4 separate regions of the Homo sapiens genome follow, and regions 1, 2 and 3 are each linked to region 4. The links are chromatin loops, found by intact Hi-C in ENCODE. Cell type or tissue: PC-9. All regions are shown on one strand. Region 1 overlaps NLN (neurolysin). Region 2 overlaps NLN (neurolysin). Region 3 has its middle 65 kb from the start of ERBIN. Region 4 overlaps NLN (neurolysin).

Region 1 (5,000 bases), 67 kb after region 4:
GTCACATAGACTTGGGCAGCTTTTTAGTCACCTGTTCTCAAAGAGTAAAACCACTCAAACATGGAAGACCTGGATGGCTGCCCTCTGCACCCAGGTCTCATTTTTTTCCAGAGCCCTTTAATGAACTGTTCATAGGTAATCAATAAATCACTTGGAAACAGTGTACTCCCAGGAAATGGCAAATTCTTCCTTAAAGTACTCAAACAAATAATCTACATCTTTTATTGATAAGGTTCAGCTGAGGCATTCTTTTCTTTTCTCTTTTTTTTGAAACGAAGTCTTGCTCTCTCACCCAGACTGGAGTGCAATGGCATGATTTTGGCTCACTGTAACCTCCACCTCCCAGGTTCAAGTGATTCTCCCACCTTGGCCCCTTGAGTAGCTGGAATACAAATTTTTGTATTTTTAGTCGAGACAAGGTTTCACCATGTTGGCCAGGCTGGTCTTGAACGCCTGACCTCAGGTGATCCACCCGCCTCGGCCTCCCAAAGTGCTGGGATTACAGGCATGAGCCACTGTGCCCAGCCTCAGCTGAGGTATCCTAAGAAAACACTCTATGCAATAAATGCTGGTTCTTTATTCCCTATTGATAGGATTTATTGACTTGTTACTATCATCTATCATCTGGAATTATGACTATAATTCAGACATCAGCAAAAAAAAAAAAAAAAGGGGAGAGAGAAGCTTATTATAAAAGGACTTCTCAAGAAATAGTTGATTCAGTTATTCCTTCAGCAAATATTTACTGAGGTTACAAAGATGAATAAGACAAAGTTATTACCTTTCAGGAGAGTACAGACTTGTGAGGAAGAAATACGGAAAGAGACATTAGAGTATCAGGTAGCAGGCCGGGTGTGGTGGCTCACGCCTGTAATCCCAGCAATTTGGGAAGCCAAAGAGAAAGGATCACTTGAGCCCAGAAGTTCAAGACCAGCCTAGGCAACGTGGTGAGACCTCATCTATAGTCCCAGCTACTTGGGACGCTCACTTGATCCCAGGAGGTCAGGCTACAGTGAGCCACAATTGTGTCACTGCACTCCAGCCTGGGTAACAGAGTAAGACCCTGTCTCTAAAAATAATAATGAAATAACAGAATATCAGGTAACAAATTCTATATAAATAAGGCAATGGAGAATGAAGAGGACAGTGTGTGTGACTCTGCCTTGGGGAATCTAGGAAAGACTTCAATGAGGATGTAACTTCTAAACTGGCTGAGTCTTTCAAGATAGCTCTATGAGGTAAGGTGGGTACACGGGTTTAATGGGATGTGGAGGGATAAGAGGTAAGGCTAAAATAGGTTAGACCAGATTTGTGTCTTTTTAGTGACTTTCATAAATAAACCAATGAAGGAAACAAAAATGGTTTAATTGGGTTGGAAATTTCTGATGCACAATGTATTAAGATGATGGACAGGTTGGGGCTTAAAGACAGTTCTGAATATTGGTGGCTGCTAAGTCTTGCAAGAAATTCTGGGGCCATTCTTTTCTGTTTTCCATAACTATGAGTTTCTTCTCCATCTCTCATTCTGCACATACAGACATAACCTTAGAACTCAGTTCTCCTCTTTCATACTGTTTGTATATATTTTTTATCATTATTGGCTACAAATAAACAGCTAATGGAATTGATGTAGAGTAACATACTTTTATTTTATTTCAACCAGGATTTGTGGAAAGTTTTCTAAGTATATTCTAGAAAATGTTACACACAGTTACTTCTAACTGAAAGTTCCTTAAATGCAATGCATCAGGATCTATATGTCGGTTAACTATTTGTTCTATATAATCTGTATTAAGAAGTTTAAAAATAAATGATACTTCTTTTGAAGATTGTTTTGGCCTTTTTTATCTGTAAGACAAAAAGCCTATGTTTATAAATTAATCCCCAATGTAGTCCCTGGTGCTTAGTAAATATTTGTTGATGGAATTAAAATCCACGTGAATACTGAGCTTTATTACTACCCAATGCTAGCCATAGCTATACCAGCAAGGCTGACTGATCTGCTTCCCCAAGTCAGGAGAGGAATTGAAGACATTTTTCCTTGTAATTCTACTAGAATGTAAGCTCTTTGGGAATGTGGTCCATGTCTTAGTCATTTTTGTATTTCTTGGCAAATGTGGAAGAATGTGTTCAGCATATAACATATATGTTTTAACTGTTCAATCAATGAGTATAGGAAAGTGATGAAAATCTAAATTAGTCTGTCCTAAAATGACCACTAAGTTCAGTCCCAGACACCAAGTAAATAAAGCAAATAATAAAGCAATCAAAAGAAGATGCTAAAACAACAACAGAGTTGTTGAAGAAAAGTAATTATGTGAGAGACACGTCATAAAGAGACTTTGAGTCATGGATAGATAATCTACAATACATGCCAGTACACTTGAAAAGCAAAGTGCTACAATTCGACTGCTCTTGCCTCCACCTGCTGGTATAGGAAAGTAATTTTTTAGATTGGGCAGAAATTGTTTAGCAACCATAGAAAAATGCTAGGAAAACAGTGGGCTTTCAAAGTTATCTTGCCAAGATAATATATAAACATCCTATAAACAACCATTCACGAAAAATGTACACCATGAACTCAGCTACAAGTATGTTGAGTATAGAGAAGAACTACGCTAAATATGGAGACATTCTGGCCTTTATTTTGAGTAGCCTCTAGCATCTGGTAAAGTCAAAAGCATTATGAGTTTTCCTTCATTGTACAGTCTCTTTTTTGTATTGAAAAAAATTGCATTTGAATTTGAGAACTAGAATGATCATTACAACTTCAATGGTCTAATCTTGGTCTTATGTAGCATAAATATACATTTATTTTGGAAACAGTGCCACATACATCCTTAATGTGTACAACTTCCTCTAGCAGTAAGACTTAAGAACAATGATTATTTTCAACTCTTTTTACAAAATGTTTATGATCCATTTTTTTAAAAAAGGTAACTTTATTTTAGATTTTGTAATGTAATAAGTTTTTGTTTCCAAATTTCATTGTAAATAAATGAAAAGGAACTCTTCAAAATTTTCTTTTTTAAGAGATATGAATAAAAATGTTAAAATGTTAGAAACTACTTAAGGGCATATGAAAAACTGTATGATGCTAGAAATATTTGTAATATTTCTGCCACTGACAAATAGAGCTTTCAGAAAAGGTTCACATTACAAAGTTGAACAAAAATCTCAGGTTCTAAAAAATAAGTAACAAAAGATAATTGGTTAATTTTCTTCTAATTTTGTATATGACACAGCTAACTTAATGATTATAGGTTCTAAATAAATTGATTATACATGAACTTGAAGAGATTTCTTTTCTTAAATCCTATCCCTGGCTTATGTAAAGCCAACTGAGACCACAGAGCATATAAAATCAAGTGCTGCTTCACAAATGAAATAAAGTGTTCCTTGATTCATTACTAATGCGACTATCCACATACATGGAAAACCACAACTCAGATATTCCCCTTTTATTTTTCTCTAGAAACATGAATAAATTGCTTTTGGCACACTTAATTGGTGTTTGGGGCATACTTTTCACAATTGAAGTCCTTAGTAAATTACTCAGGAGAGAGACTCTCCTCTTTCAGTACATTATTTAATACTTAGGCTTGTTAGTGTGTGTCATTTACACATAAATATTTTGTTGTGTGAATGATGATGCCTAGATCCTCTCATCTGAGGCCTGGCTAATAGCTAGTATGCTTCTTGTTAAGACTGGTTCAGTCAAAAATAAGTGTTAATTATTTTTACGTGTGACAATGGTATTATGATTATGTTTTTGAAAAAAAAATTTCACAAAGTGATCTACAGATTGAATGCAATCCCTATCAAAATACCAATGACATTCTTCACAGAAATAGAAAAACAATCTCAAAACTTGTATGAAACCACAAAAGGTTCCAAATAACCAAAGCAATTTTGAGTAAAAAGAATAAAGCTGGAGGTATCATACTACCTCACTTCAAAACTTATTACAAAGGCCAGGCATGGTGGCTCACACCTGTAATCCCAGCACTTTGGAAGGCCAAGGCAGGCTGATCACTTGAGGTCAGGAGTTTGAGACCAACCTGGCCAACTGGTGAAACCCTGTACTAAAAATACAAAATTAGCTGGGTGTGCTGGTGTACACCTGTAATCCCAGTTACTTACTCAGGTGGCTGAAGCAGGAGAATCGCTTGAACCAGGGAGGCAGAGGCTGCAGTGAGCCAAGATCACGCCACTGCACACCAGCCTAGGCAACAGAGCGAGACTCCATCTCAAGAAAAAAAAAAAAAAAAAAGAATTACGTATATATTATATATATATAATATACGTATATATAAAATATATATATATAACAAAGCTATAGTAACCAAACAGCATGGTACTGGCATAAAACAGACACATAGCTGATGGAACAGCCTAGAAAGCCCAGAAATAAATCCACACATTTATGGCCAACCGATTTTGGACGAAGATGCCAGGAACACACGAAAAGACAGTCTCTTCAGGGAACGGTGTTGGGAAAACTGGAGATTCACATGCAGTCGAATGAAATTAGACCCTCATCTCATCCCATATACAAAAATCAACTGAAAATGGATTAAAGACATAAATGTAAGATCCTAAACTGTGAAACTACTAGCAGAAAATGGTTATGGTTTGAATGCTTGTTCCCTTTGAAACTCATTTTGAAACTGAATCCTCAGTTTAACAGTATTAAGAGGTGAAGCTGTTAAGAGATGATTGGGTCATGAGGGCTTTGCCTTCATAAGTGGATTAATCCATTCATGAATTAGTGGGTGAATTAATGGGGAAGAACAGGAGTGGGTTAGTTATCAGAAGAGTAGATCTGTCATAGGAGCCAGTTTTGTTCTCAGTGTGCCTCACTCACCGCGTTATGTCCTCCACCATGTTATGACACACTGAGAAGGCCCTCACCAGATGCAGAAGACCCTCGACCTTGCACTTCCCAGCTTCCAGAACCGTAAATAATAAATTTCTTTTCTTTATAAATTACCTAGCCT
Region 2 (5,000 bases), 49 kb after region 4:
CAAAAACACCTGGACAGACCCACCTAGAACATTTATTATCCATAATTTCCCCAAGTCTTGAAAAATGTAAGGATGACAGACAGGAATGACTCCGGCATACAGCATCAACAGTATGTCATCAATATTATGGTTCCAAAACCACGAGATATTTACAGATAAACAACTTGATTCCATTTGCTTCTAATTGATTTGGTCTAAGATAACCCTTACATGTAACCATCAAGTTCATAATGTTATTAAAAAGCCTTAACTTTACAGATGTTCACTCTTCTACATTTGGTCTTTAAGTGAATGGAATTAGCAGCTCAACATAACCTCAACGATATAATTAACATTATGTAATACTATATAATGCCCATTATGGTTTTATAATCATTCGAAACAAAAGCTAAGAAAATCCAGTCAGTATGTTTTATTTATGACTGAATGTTCTTTTTTGTTGTAGAGTTTTTCCCTCTTTAAAGGGATTTATAACACCACTTACCTGTAAATGAACAATTCTCTCAAATATATCTCCTCTCATGCTCATCTCAATATCAAAACGAGAAAGTCTTTTGTCTGCTTCTGTACTTGCTGCTCGTACTTCTTTGTCAGAGGATACATGCTGGGGAAAGTCTAGCATGGTCCTTTCCACTGCAGATGGAGAAAAAAACTATCACCACACAACAGGACTTGTCAAATCAGTATTAAGCCAAATACCTCATACCCAGATGAATGATCATGCCAATAAAAGTTTGTTTTATTTTATACTTTCTGTAAAGCCTCCTAAGGCTACCAAGAAAAAGCATCTAATATAGGATTTGGCTGTTCCAGCTGGCATCATTATGAACGGTAAAGATGTGAGCTGAGCACTTATCAAAGTATACTGGGGTACAATTTTTTTTTTTTTTGAGACAGGGTCTTGCTTTGTCGCCCAGGCTGGAGTGCAGTGGTGCAATCACAGCTCACTACAGCCTCAACCTCCCAGGCTCAAGCAATCCTCCTGCCTCAGCACCCCTCTTCCCCAACACCACTGAGTATCTGGGACCACAGGCATGCACCACCACACTCAGCTAATTTTTATATTTTTTTGTAGAGCTGCAGTTTTGCCATATTTCCCAGGCTGGTCTCAAACTCCTGGGCTAAAGTCATCCTCCCACCTCAGCCTCCTAAAGTATTAGGATTACAGGCATGAATCACTGCATCTAGCCTGAGGGTGTAATTTATCAACTGGCAATGCAGGAAGAGAAAGACACAGTTCCTATACTGAGGCTTCTTAGGATCTGGGATGGGAAAAGGGTACATAAAAAGATAAAGACTCCATAGAAAATCTAATCAAAGCAACGGACCCTACCCCAAATGCACACATACATAAAAACATTCAAAATTCCAGATAACTTCAAAGGATCCCCAGAAATCTAAGTGGACACATCCAACAAGTAGCCAGACATTGGAGACAGTCCATTAAATAATAATGATAATTTAGTTTGGTTTAATCTTCACATATTAAAGGTGGTTCCTGGGTTTTTCATCAATTTGTATTTTAACTTTAATTGGGTAAAAATCTCTGATGTCAGTGAAATAACCAATACTATAGAACAAAAATAAGTATGGTTTATAGTGATGGTTGTGTTATGCTGTGAAAATAAGTAAATTTTTATTTGATTAACTTCAGTATTGTGAAGGTATTATAAACAGTAAAATTTCCATATGATATATAGTAGACAGTAGAGCTATCCTTTATACAGCAAGAAATTATACAGTTAAACACTCGTATCAGTCCTCCTAAAACATTGTTACAAATAAAGCTATTAGAAATACCTGCCACAAATATCAGAATAAATCCATAAGGTATATTTTTGAAATATCAAATTATGAAATTATGCTTTTAGGATTTAATAATAATTTTATGTCTGTCGGTTAAGGAAAGAATGGAATAGAAAATTTTGAAATTTAATACAGCACTTATTTAAGTGATACTAGTTAACTATATGGTTGCAATATGTTTACTTTTAAAAATTAGCTATAAAACGGTGGCTCAAGCTCATAATCCCAGCATTCTGGGAGGCTGAGGCAGGTGGATCATCTGAGGTCAGGAGTTTGAGACCAGCCTGGCCAACATGGTGAAATCCTGTCTCTACTAAAAGTACAAAATTAGCTGAGCACGGTGGTGCATGCCTGTAATCCCAGCCACTCAGGAGGCTGAGGCAGGAGAATTGATTGAACCCGGGAGGCGGAGGTTGCAGTGAGCCAAGATTACATGACTGCACTCCAACCTGGGCAACAAGAGTGAAACTCCATCTCAAAAAATAATAATAATAATAAAAAAATAAAATAAATTAGCTATGAAATATATTAAGAAGGAATAAAAATTGCTCATAAACTTATATAAGCAACATCAAATGCAGGAGCCTAAAATTAGAAACATTCTTAAACAAACAAAGGTGCTGAAAGCCATTTCCTTCCTTACTTTGCCACAAAGACCTGGAACCAGATTTATGCTCTCACTGCCAAACCATAGACAATGCTGACGCCCAGTGCCTGACACTAGACAAACAAGGTTTCAACAGCTACTGTGAGAGGCATAATGGACTCAGAGAATATGCCCAGATAAGAGAAAGTTAGTTTTTAAGAAATCTATTCCTAAACTCAAAAATTTTGATAATTAACCCACAAAAATAAATTTATAGAGGAGCAAGAACAAACATCACAAACTTGAAAGTATGCTGAAAAGATCTACTATTGAGAGAAAAACAATTTAAAGTAATTATTTTATAAAGATTTTGTTTGAGCCAGCCATGGTGGCTCACATCTGTAAGCCCAGTGCTTTGGGAGGCCAAGACAGAAGGTTCACTTGAGACAAGGAGTGGGCAACATACATGAGACCAGCCTGGGCAACATAGTGAGATCCCATCTCCACACAAAATGTAAAAATTAGCTGGGCATGGTGGCACATGCCTGCAGTCCCAGCTACTCAGGAAGCTGAGGCAGAAGGATCTCTTGAACCCAAGAGTTCGAGGCTGCAGTGAGCTAGGATTGTGCCATAGCACTCCAGCCTGGGTGACAGAGTGAGACTTTGTCTCAAATGCCTAAGTTATGGGTTGGTATACCATCTTGGCCACAAGTGACTGAAGAAGTGAGCACCTGAACCAAGGACAAACCACATCCAGGATGGTACACGCACATGAAGTTGCCAGCTAGAAAAGCTCTACTGAATAGGGACTAACTCTATCCCTTTGACTTTGACTAATGAAGACAACCAGATCTTTTTATTCACGAGTTTAAATTCAAGACGTGTAATAAGATTGAGAAGCCATTAATGAAAGTGAAGCAGTTGGTAGTAGGAGCAGAAACTGAAACAAATGCTGAGATAAGAGAAAATAGCCAACAAACACTGAGATAAGAGAAAATAGCCAAGTCCTTTTTACAGTGAAACATAGAGTAGAGAACTCTTGGTGATGAAGGGATAGTGGGGGCAAGGAGATGACCAGGTCACTAGGGCTATGCTGGATTCTGATGATCTTTCAAATTCCAAAATGCCCACGAATGTTTACAATATCCAGTTCTGCAGCTATCTTATATTCTTGTATGAAGCCTGGATACACAGCCAAAGTTGTCTGTCATAATTATTCTACAAAGTATGTCCAACCCTTAGAGGTAACCAAAGGGAATCTTCACTCCTTATAACTTGAAGGGTCTAATATGTTATAAAAATAATGTATGTAAGGGCAGAAAATACAGAAAATAGAGAAATACATAAAGAGGAAAGTAAAAATTAGCTATAAACCCATCACCTGATATATTAAACATTCTGATGATTAATCTTATGTGTTAACTTGGAGGGTGTTTTTGATGATATTAACGTTAGAGTGATGAGCCTGAAGTAAAGCAGACTGCCCTCTATAATGTGGTAGCCAAAATCCAAACAGTTTAGGGCCTAAAAGACTCCCTGAACAAGGGAGAATCCTCCTGCAGTCTCCAGACTTCTGCACTACTGGTTCTTCTGGGCCTCTAGGCTACTGGCCTTCGGACTGGAGCTGGAACATCAGCTCTCTTGGGTCTCAAGCCTACCAGCCCCCACTGAGATTCTGGACTTTCCAGACTCCTTAGTCATGTAAGCCAATTCCCTATAATCAATCTATCAATCAATCTCTCTCTCCCCACACATACATATGTTTATATATATATATATACTTACACACACACACACACAGACACACACACACACCCTATAGGTTCAATTTCTCTAGAGAATCCTAACAAAACCATTGATAAAATTTATTTTCTTCCAGTTCTTCTGTGTCCTTTTCCCCATGTCATTAAATACTGCTTGTAATCCATGATTTTAATGGTTATACAGCATTACAGAGGATGGATGTTTCATAATTTATTTATCTAATCTATTAGTTGACATTTGGGAATTGTTTCTAAGCCTATGATATAACAAGAATACCTATTTATACATAAATTGATACATGAATTTTCCATATATATGATTATTTTCTTAGAATAAATGTCTAGGTGTGGAATTAATGAGCAAGGGTATGAATGTCTTAAAAGTTCTGACACATTGTCAAAATGCTCTCCAGAGAGCAGTGTAATCAGAGTGTACATTTTATAGCACCTTTGTCAACATAAACAATTTTAAAATCTTAGATAATTCTAAGCAATTAATTATAATGTAAAAATCAATGCTTGTAAAACTGGAAAACTGAAAGACAGAAAGCATGAAATGATTTAAGATGTCCACAAAGTGAAACACTGATATGCTTCTGCATCTGACCCACCTATATACTTTACTTCTACATCTGCCAGTGCCTGCAGACAGTTCTCGTAAGTTACTTCCTCAATACCGAGCATTCCAACAGCATCGTACACCTGTTTGGTCTGCACAATGAGCTCCTCAGTTCTTGTTTTAATTTGCTCTGGTGAAAGATCCCATCTTAAAACATTTCTGCCAGCCACAGTATAGGAAGACATTGCCTGAAGAGGAGACATCACTTCTCTTCCTAACGTCATTC
Region 3 (5,000 bases), 52 kb before region 4:
AAGTTTGAGGGCCGCTGCTTTAATGGAATGAAGCAGTTCAACGTTACTAATATAGACTAATCCCAAAGATAAATTGTTTAGTGAAAGAAGTAAGGTGTAAAGGAGTTTGGATTGTGTAGTAGCTTTGGTGTAAAACACAAGACTATACATACATATACTTCTATATACAAAGTATGTTTCCGTAAGAAACTGGTAATATGGTTTCCTCTGGAGAAGAGAACTGTAGAACTGAGATGTAGATAAGAGAGAGACTTTTCACTGTACACTCTTTTGTGCCTGCTGAATTTTGTGCCATGCAAATATGTTAAGAATTTTACCAAAAGTAGAAGTATGTCTACTCTACGACCCAGCAATTCCACCCCTTGGTATATACCCAAGAGAAATGAGTGCATATGTCCACCAACAGACATGTACAAGAATGTTTGTAATAACTTTTCTCATCATACTAAAAAATCGAAAAACCCCTAAATGTCCATCAACAGGAGAATAGATATATAAATTGAAGTATATTTATTTAATGGAATACCATACAGTAATAAAAAAGAAAAAAATGATGACGCAACTGAACAGGAAAATAATGTTGAGTTACAGAAGCCAAAACAAAAGAGTAAATACTGGGTGGTTCTGTTTATTTCAAGTTTAAAAATAGGCAAAACTTATAAATGGTGATAGAAGTCAGAATAGTGGTAACTATTCTGGCAAGAGTAGGCTAGGAGTATGGGGCAAGAGGATATTGACTGGGAAGAGATAAGAGAAATTGTGGGGTTGCTGGGAGTGTTCTGTGTCTTGAGCTGGTGGTGGTTAAATGGGAATATACCTATGTTAAAAAAAAAAACTGAGTTGTACACTAAAGCTCACTAAATACACTAAATGTATTTTACTGTATGTTATACTTCAATAAAGACATTTTTAAGGCATGAAAAATACACCTTACCAATTTGAAAAAAGTAGATAAAATACTATTAAACAATTTACCTAAATATCAAGTGACTTCTCCCTTTACATTGATAAAAGTCAATGTGGCTGTGTGTGGTGACTCACACCTGTAATCCCAGCATTTTAGGAGGCTGAGGCAGGTGCATCACCTGAGGTCAGGAGTTTGAGACCAGCGTGGTCAACATGGTGAAACCCTGTCTCTATTAAAACTACAAAAAATTAACCTGGCATGGTGGCAGGCACCTGTAATCCCAGCTACTTGGGAGGCTGAGGCAGGAGAATCGCTTGAACCCGGCAGGCAGAGGTTGCAGTGAGCAGAGATCACACCATTGCACTCCAGCCTGGGCGACAAGAGCAAACCTCCATCTCAAAAAAAAAAAAAAAAAAAAAAAAAAGTCAATGCAACTTTCATACTAAGAACCAATAAAAAAAAATAGGGAAACTGCTAGGGATTTCTTTAAACTAAAGAGAGAGAAAAGTAAAGCAACTATTGATTGTAACAATAAAATTCTGATTAAACCAATTATAAAAAACAAAATGAAAGAATTATCTATTATGACCTTAAGTTCTCAAAGACTGTAACATAATGCTTCGGCCCATCAGGGGCTAAAAAAATTCTTTCGTAAATTTGTTAAACAACTTTTAGAAATGTAAGCGTATAGGAGAAAGCTTTGACTGACATTTTTTCAGGGGATGCCATAGTAACCGAGAGAGAGTTCAGTTTGTTGAAAAGTGGTAGTTAGACTTGGAAGGGACAAGGGCAATGTGGAGTAATAGGGTTTATCTGGTCCACAGAGAGGTAGAACAGTGGTGATCTTTGTAGAGAAAAGGTCAGAAGAACCAGGTAGTCAGGAAGAAGAGAGAGAGAGGCAAGAAAGAGACAAGGCTCTAGGCACCCAGAATGTTTAAAAGTGAACAAAAAAAAAGGTATGTGATACTATAAAACAAATTGCTTTAGGATACATCAGGAAAGCTCAAGAATGAGAGGAGGGAGGGGGACAGTTACCCAAAGTGAAAGCAACAAGTCCTGCTTTTTAGACTTTTTCAGTTCAGGAAGGTGCCAAAGGCAAGTATTCAGGTCAGCCCTCTGCACTGAAGGATTTCAACTTCTAGTTTATTAGGGTTTTTTCCCCCTAATAAGTTACTTCTCTGATTAAAAAGTAATAGAAGCTTATTGTAGAAAATTTGGAAAATGCAGAAGAATATTAAGGAGAAATAAAAAAATCACTCAGAGATGAACACTGTAACATTTTGGTATAGTACAATTTATTTTTCCTTCCTTCCTTCCTTCTTTTTTTTTTTTTTTTTTTCAGAGTCTTGCTTTGTCACCCAGGCTGGAGTGCAGTGGCGTGATCTCAGCTCACTGCGATCTCAACCTCTTGGGCTCAAGTGATCCTCCCATCTCAACCTCCTGAGTAGCTGGGACCACAGGTATGCACCACCATGCCTGGCTAATTTTTGTGGTTTTGGTAGAGATGGGGTTTTGTCATGTTGCCCAGGCTGGTATAGGGCAATTTCCAGCAAACAGAGAGCAGCAAAATGTCAAGTCAGTGAAAGGCTCCCTTGCCTTGGGAACACAAATGTTGTTTATTCTTGGAGATTCATCATTTTATTTTATTGGTGCATTTTTTACTAGAAGATTCATGACGGCAGAAAATTTTGTCTGTGTTGTTCATTGCTATATCCCCAGTGACTAGCACATAAGTGGCATTCCAGGAATATTTGTTAAATTACCTTTTTTTTTTTTTTCACATTTACTTAGGAAGATTAGCTGCTATTTCTTATTTTTTCCCTTCCATAATTAAAACATTTTAAATCATTTTCATGATCCATTTCATGACTTTTCTAATTTACCAGATCAATCTAGTCATTAAGTAGATCTATCTGTTGAAGTTGGGAAAATGTCAAATGTAAACTAAAGCTTTGTGGTTTATATGAGTGTCCCCATTTTATTTCTTCTATGAGGCCTTTTCATGCACTATCCCTGAAAACTCGCAAAAACGATTCCTTCCATTCTTTATGTTAATCTATTGTTCATATAATTTATCAAAAAGAACTCGAGGCCTGGTGTGGTGGCTCATGCCTGTAATCTCAGTGCTTTGGGAGGCCGAGGCAGGAGGATCGTTTGAGGCCAGGTGTTCCTAAACCAACATATTCAGATCCTTATCTCTACCAGACCAAAAACAAAACAAAACAAAACTTAGCTGGGCATGGTGGCATGCACCTGTAGTCCTAGCTACTGAGGGAGGAGGATCTCTTGAGCCCAAGAGTTTGAGGCTGCAGTGAGCTATGATTATACCACTGCACTCTAGCTTGGGGACAGCATGAGATCCCATTTCTATTAAAAATAATAATAATAACTTGAAAATCAATTTAACATCTAGGGCATTACAGCTTATTTTTTAAAGGAAAAACAGGATTTTTTTAAAAAATTTATGTTGGGATACTATATTTTTTCCCTCCAAAGCAGGGGTGAGACCTCTTGGCTCACTGCAGCCTCCATCTCCTGGGATCAAGCAATCATCCCACCTCAGCCTCCTGAGTAGCTGGGACTATAGACACACGCCACCACACCCAGCTAATTTTTAAACTTTTTGTAGAGACAGGCTCTCCCTATGTTGCCTGGGCTGGTCTCAAACTCCTGGGCTCAAGGGATTCACCTGCTTTGGCCTCCCAAAGTTTTGGGATTACAGGCATGAGCCACTGCATCCAGCCAGGACTTACCTTTGAATAGTGAAACATGATCAAGGAGATTCCATGATGTTTAGAAGTCTATGAAGGAAGAAAGAATATTAAATATCTTGCAGTAAAATTTTTCAAGGAGGGCAGATGAAATTACTCAAGCTTGAAATAGAGCCACAACTCTGCAGTCAACAGTCTCACTGTTGGAACTAAAATAAGACCCTTGAAATCCTCCAGAATCAGAGGTAGCCAGGATCCTTCAAACACCCCAAGCCAACAAGGCCTCAGTGCCCACAACATAGTTATTTGTGGGGTGGGGGATAACAAAAGAATCACACAGTTAAGCAAAGAGGGGTTTTATTTGTTCACATAACTGGGAAGTCTGGAGGTAGACCTAAGCTAGGCATGGCTGGGTTCATATCAGGGTTCTCTCCCAGCATCTACATGATCAAATCTCAGGAGAGACTGATCGGTACTGCTTGGAGCATCTACATATTTGCTGGAGCAATAATACTAATCAGAGAATAAGTGATTTGAATTGGCAAGGCCTGGGCCACATGTCCATCCGTATGAGTAGAAAGTGGGATCAGCCTCACTCAAAATAAGTGAGGTGGATTTTCCATGAGAAAGAGGGGTTCTGTCAACACCTGGAGTAGGAAAGGGTATTAGTGACAACGTCAAGCCCTGTGCCCCTGGAAAACAGCAAGGATCAGGAAACCATCTCCCTCCAACTTTTTTGTTTTGTTTTGTTTTGTTTTGAGACAAGGTCTTGCTCTGTTGCCCAGGCTGGAGTGCAGTGGTGAGATCTTGGCTCACTGCAACCTCCGTCTCCTGGGTTCAAGTGATTCTCCTCCCCCAGTCTCCCAAGTAGCTAGGACTACAGGTGCACACCATCACGCCGGTTAATTTCTGTATTTTTAGTAAAGACGGGGTTTTGCCATGTTGGCCATCTGGTTTCAAACTCATGACCTCAAATGATCTGCCTGCCTCTGCCTCCCAAAGTGCTGGGATTACAGGCATGAGCCACTGCGCCCAGCCTCCCTCCAACCTTTGTGTTCCAGGAAATGACTTACAGCAAATAATTGCCCTTCCCCATACGACTTAGAGACTTGGAGTGACCCCCTTGTCTAACTATGACAAAGCCATATAGAGATCCTCTAATTTCCCATTCTTTGACTCATAAATGATTAGCTGACCTGTTTGTTTCCACAGGCCAATCTGGACAAAATGCCTGCTAACTGGGCTAAACTTTAGTCAGGCCTCTGTCATTCTTCCAAGTCCCTGAACTTGGCCCACCCTTAAACATTAGAGCTAGGAACAAGCCCTCCTTAATGGCCCCTACTGAGACTAGCGTACCCAGCAGGGGGAACTGTTCCCTGACG
Region 4 (5,000 bases):
ATTGGCCATCGTATCCCCCTGCCAAATGTCCAAAGGTAGCTGGCATATTTGTGCCTTTAAAAAAAGATACATTTCAATCAATGTGATAGCAAACGTTAATGATCAGGTTAACAGCTAGCTAAGGTTTCCCTCTGAGGAGGCCAGCTGTGGGAGGAGAGAATGAATGACATGATCTCACCTCTAGTACTCCTTGGGCTGATGTGTCCTCTTGGCCAAGATGTTTATAAACATCTATCAATGGCTCAACCTCAGAGCTGGTTTCGGCCCCAAGCTCTGGAATGCCTAAGGATAGTTTCAGCGGCTTTGTCCACACCCACCAGATAGCTCAGTGTTTTAGAACTGAAATCAGTCCTTTCTTATCTCTTAAACATGTATGTGTTTTGAAAAATAATATTAACCCTACTCTTTGCCACACCTCTTTATATCTAAAATGTCTCAGAATTGCACTTATTTTAGGTTGATAATTACTGAAAAAGAACTTTTTTTTGAGACAGAGTTTCACTCTGTTGCCCAAGCTGGAGTACAGTGGTGAGATCTCGGCTCAATGCAACCTCAGCATCCCAGGTTCAAGGGATTCTCCTGCCTCAGCCTCCTGAGTAGCTCGGATTACAGGTGCATGCCACCACGCCGGCTAATTTTCATATTTTTTAGTAGATACAGGGTTTCACCACTTTGGTCAGGCTGGTCTCAAACTTCTGACCTCAAGTGATCTATCTGCCTGCCTCGGTCTCCCAAAGTGTTGGGATTACAGGCGTGAGTCACCGTGCCTTGCCTGAAAAAGAACTTTTCACCAATTCAATCTACCTGTAGGGCTACTTTATATAGGATTTTGTCAAAAATCCTGAGCTCAAGTGATCTTCCCGCCTCAGCCTCCCAAAATGCTGGATTACAGGCGTGAGCCACCATGCCAGGCCTAAAAATGTCCCTTCTTGATAGCATAACAGGATGGCTATAGTCAATAATAATTTAATTGTACATTTAAAAATGTAATTGCGACACAAAGGCTTGTGACACAAAGGTGCACTATGGCTTACTATGTGGGGAGCCTAGAATGACTCAACGGACCATTCTTATCTTTATTCTCTCTATAAATGTGGCTGACTCATTTTAATAACAATTTCCTTGGTGAAAAAAAATCCACCTTACCAACTACATATAAAAGCACAACTATATATTGGCTTAAAACATACACATACAAATATAAACACGCCCATGCATGAGTCCCATAAATCTCAGATTACAAACTGCTAGTCAAATGCTTTAACTGATCTCAGAATCAGAAACAAGGTGAAGTTCATGCTTCTCCCCCCAAATACCCTTTATTTTTTTTGAGACAGGGTCTCACTGTGTCACCCAGGCTGGAGTGCAGTGGTGCAATCATGGCTCGCTGCAGGCTTAACCTCCCCAGGCTCAGGTGATCCTCTCAACTCAGCCCCCTGGGTAGCTAGGACTGTAGGTATACACCACCACACCTGGCTAATTTTTGTATTTTGGTAGAGACGGGTTTTGCCATGTTGCCTAGGCTGGTCTCGAACTCCCGAGCTCAAGTGATCTTCCTGCCTCAGCCTCCCAAAGTGCTGGGATTACAGGTGTGAGCCACCATGCCAGGCCTGAAAATGCTCCTTCTTGATAGCATAACAGGATGACTATAGTCAATAATAATTTAATTGTACATTTAAAAATAACTAAAAGAGTGCAAGTGGACTGTATGTAACACAAAGGATAAATGCTTGAGGGGATGGAAAAAATAAACAAAATACTATATGTAAAGGAAAAAAAACTTAAAAAGTTCCCCTTCTGCCAATTTCTTCCTGAAAATCACAGGGAAGTCATGATGCATACAGGGAGGGAGGAGCTGAGAGTGTGCTGCCAACACGAATGGCTCTCCCAGCTCTGGGGCGGAGGCCAACTGCTCATGCCTGATTACACTAAAATGCTGCAGATCTGGAGCCACCTTTCCTTCAAGCGCATTTGGACGGGATAACTCATAAGGACATAGTATGCTTATCTGAAAGTCATGGCCTGATTACAGAAATCAGAAACAATTAGGTAATCTGTCTGACAAACTCCATCTCCCCTGCAGTGTTAGGAGAACGCCCTGTGCTTCACAGAGAAATGAACTCAATTCATAGTAGTTACATACCTGGAGTAGCTGCAACTCCTAATATTTCTGAGCAGTATTTGGCATATTCACTTGCAGCATCCAGCGATGTGTTGGTATGAAGAGACTGATCAACTTTGCTCAAAACAATCTGGCGCAGGGTCAGAAGACCTAATAACATAAGAATGTTTGGGCATGTTTTGAAGAAGACAGAACTGTGTGTTTTATTATCACAAGATTGTAGATTCCAAAAACAGATTCCAGTAGTACTCACAAAATGGGAGCAGGACATCTCATTCTACTTAAGATTTAAAAGGAGATGTGGTTTTTTGCCTCAGACAAAATTCCGGGGTTTCCTATTCCAATATATTTAATGTTCTTCACTCCTCATGCTAGCACGGTTGGGATACCACTTAAAATGAAAATAAGTTCTACAGAAGAAGGTGACAGCAATTCTACATTAAGAGATTCTAATTTATTTTCCTTTTTAAAATTAGAAGTCATACCTGTGTTGACCAGCCTAGAAGCAACAAGTTTTTCAAGCAGATCGTCTGCAATAGGGCTTCCATCTTTATAATGTTTTGACAATCTTCGGAGGGAATCGACGTCCCACACCCAATTTTCAAGCATTTGCGATGGCACCTCTACAAAGTCAGTTTCCACATTTGTTCCGCTAAATCGTGCAAAATCAGTCTAGAAAGCAAACACAGAGAATTTTTTTAAAGAACTCAATGAAAGTACATATGCAATGAATAATTATTAAGAGTCACGAAAACTTAAGGCAGAATCAGACTCAACTGTTCCTCTGAATGAGGGGTTAGAATAACCTCATAGTCAAGTGAAAATAAAACACAGCAGCTGAACAGTGTGAAAAACAACCCCCAAATACTCTATATTACAGTAGTAATTTCATTCCTTTGAATTGTAGACAAAGTTGGAACAATCATCAGAAAACCAGAACTGAAAAATACAATCAGTCTAAGCTAAAAACAAGCCTTAAGCTTTGAAAGCAGAAGTATTTTTAAAGAATTTTCCATTAAAAATGAAGAGATCCATTAAACAAGCAATTTCTCCCTAGCTCCTCCTTCCAATTGCTTACTTTTGTTTACTCAATCCATGCCTTTCTGGGGCACTCATCACTCTATTGCTTAGGTCTCAATCCATGCCTTTCTGGGGCACTCATCACTCTATTGCTTAGGTCTTAACTACTTAGGTCTTAACCAAAATTAATTAAAGAGTTAAATCACAACATTATAGACTTTGAGTGTGCGATGCTTTGCATTTTAAACTTTAAATGAGTGGTTCTAAGATTACCATGTTGTAGAAAGTCAGATTTCTACCTCTCAGATTGGGTAGACAATGTTACCTTAAAATAAGAAGCTGCTTTAGTAGGAGTTAGGTTTGTAAATTAATTGGCAAGTGGAGTGAGTTATATGCTATAGGAAAAGAGAAACAACGGATGTATTCAAAAGTTGGAGCACTCCTGGTAAAAACAAACGACCTATTCTGAAGGCCTGAGCTAAGAGTTAAAAAAACAAAAGAGGTTTAAAAAGAGTTTAATGAAACCAAGTTTAGTAAATTCTTGAGTCAGACGTCAGAAAAGCTCTCAAGTAGAAAAACAGAGATTCACTAAAACAGGCTAGTGTTTTTTTAACCTTCACACAGTCCTTCAAACACTTGTAAAACTGCCATTGGCAGAGAAGACAGCATTTATCCTACTGGGTCATCTGCAGAATGGGGCTCCTCATTCCGTTGTCTTTCACTGAACCTCTGTCCTGTTTTTCTCCTCTGATGCATTACATTCCATCCTTCTCTCCCTGACTTCATCATCCCTGGGGCTCCACACGGAGGGGAAAGGGAAGAGGGATGTAACCACCAGAGAAGGCAGCAGATGGGGTGCCGAATCAGCAGCAAATACCCACTCTGCTTTTTGGCCCAGGGCAGAGGCACAGATGTCAACGCCATCTCACATTCTGCCTTCCTCTCTTTATGCAAAAAAATGTTTTGCTTGATTTCTCATTATAATTGTGCCGATTCTAGATATGAAGAGATGCAAATATTAAAGGGGCAAGGATAACTAAATTCACTAGTTGTGGAATTAAGCCACCTCTATTGAGGACATCCCAATAAAAAAAATCTTGCAGGGAAAGAGGTAAGGGTCCCCAGAAATTGAATATTTTATCTCATTATGGTATATGATAGTGTAAGATTACATCTTATATCATAAATAAAACAATCTTATACAATAATAATAGCTAACATCTGTTGAGACTTTCCTATGTTAGGCATTACAGGCATACCTTACAGATATTGTGGGTTTAGTTCCAGACCACTGCAATGAAGTGAATATCACAATAAAGTAAGCCACACAAACTTTTTGATTTCCCAGTGCAGATGAAAGTCTATAAATTTACATTATACTCTAGTCTATTAACTGTTCAAAAGAATTGTCTAAAAAACAATGTACATGGCTGGTGCGGTGACTCACGCCTGTAATCCCAGCACTCTGGGAGGCGGAGGTGGGTGGATCACCTGAGGTCAGGAGTTCGAGCCAGCCTGGCCAACATGATGAAACTCTGTCTCTACTAAAAATACAAAAATTAGCCAGGCATGGTGGCGGGCACCTGTAATCCCAGCTACTCAGGAGGCTGAGGCAGGAGAATTGCTTGAACTTGGGAGGTGGAGGTTGCAGTGAGCCAAGATAGCACCAGTGCATTCCAGCCTGGGCAACAGAGTGAGACTCTGTCTCAAAAAAAGAAAAAAAAAAAATCAAAACCAAAAACACCCACAAAGACAATGTATACACCTTATATGTTAAAAAATGCTAATGATCATCTGAGCCTTTGGCAAGCTATAATCTTTTTTGCTGGTGGAGGGTCTTGCCTCCATCAATGTTGAT

Evidence for each region. Peaks named below come from ENCODE experiments on the same cell type or tissue, not always from the same donor. Only the 100,000 strongest peaks of a DNase experiment are listed, where the experiment ranks them.
Region 1: it touches region 4 in a loop (3-fold over the local background); 2 of 110 quality-filtered maps call a loop at or near these places.
Region 2: a loop joins it to region 4, with 2.3 times the contacts of the local background. A loop is called at or near these places in 4 of 110 quality-filtered maps.
Region 3: it touches region 4 in a loop (12-fold over the local background); 5 of 110 quality-filtered maps call a loop at or near these places.

What each region holds. Positions count from the first base shown.
Region 1 is chr5:65,740,144-65,745,143 of GRCh38, reverse strand. The region is part of intron 1 of NLN (neurolysin); the gene reads right to left. Among named protein-coding and RNA genes, the nearest start is that of NLN, 20 kb to the right of the region's middle. In PC-9, CTCF peaks have their summits at 2,202 and 2,404 (motif pointing left); a DNase peak (open chromatin) is centred at 2,373.
Region 2 is chr5:65,758,593-65,763,592 of GRCh38, reverse strand. NLN (neurolysin) reads right to left here. Exons shown (of 13, transcript NM_020726.5): 2 at 4,767-5,000; 3 at 485-633. Among named protein-coding and RNA genes, the nearest start is that of NLN, 39 kb to the right of the region's middle. In PC-9, a CTCF peak has its summit at 2,469; a DNase peak (open chromatin) is centred at 4,832.
Region 3 is chr5:65,859,516-65,864,515 of GRCh38, reverse strand. No RefSeq gene overlaps it. Among named protein-coding and RNA genes, the nearest start is that of ERBIN, 65 kb to the left of the region's middle. In PC-9, no CTCF peak of the experiment used is centred here; DNase peaks (open chromatin) are centred at 1,845 and 2,465; H3K4me3 peaks cover 766 bases; H3K27ac peaks cover 3,829 bases.
Region 4 is chr5:65,807,309-65,812,308 of GRCh38, reverse strand. It overlaps NLN (neurolysin), which reads right to left. Exons shown (of 13, transcript NM_020726.5): 10 at 2,608-2,794; 11 at 2,144-2,272; 12 at 1-54. Among named protein-coding and RNA genes, the nearest start is that of NLN, 88 kb to the right of the region's middle. In PC-9, no CTCF peak of the experiment used is centred here; DNase peaks (open chromatin) are centred at 238, 1,098, 1,968 and 3,218; H3K4me3 peaks cover 2,214 bases; H3K27ac peaks cover 4,104 bases.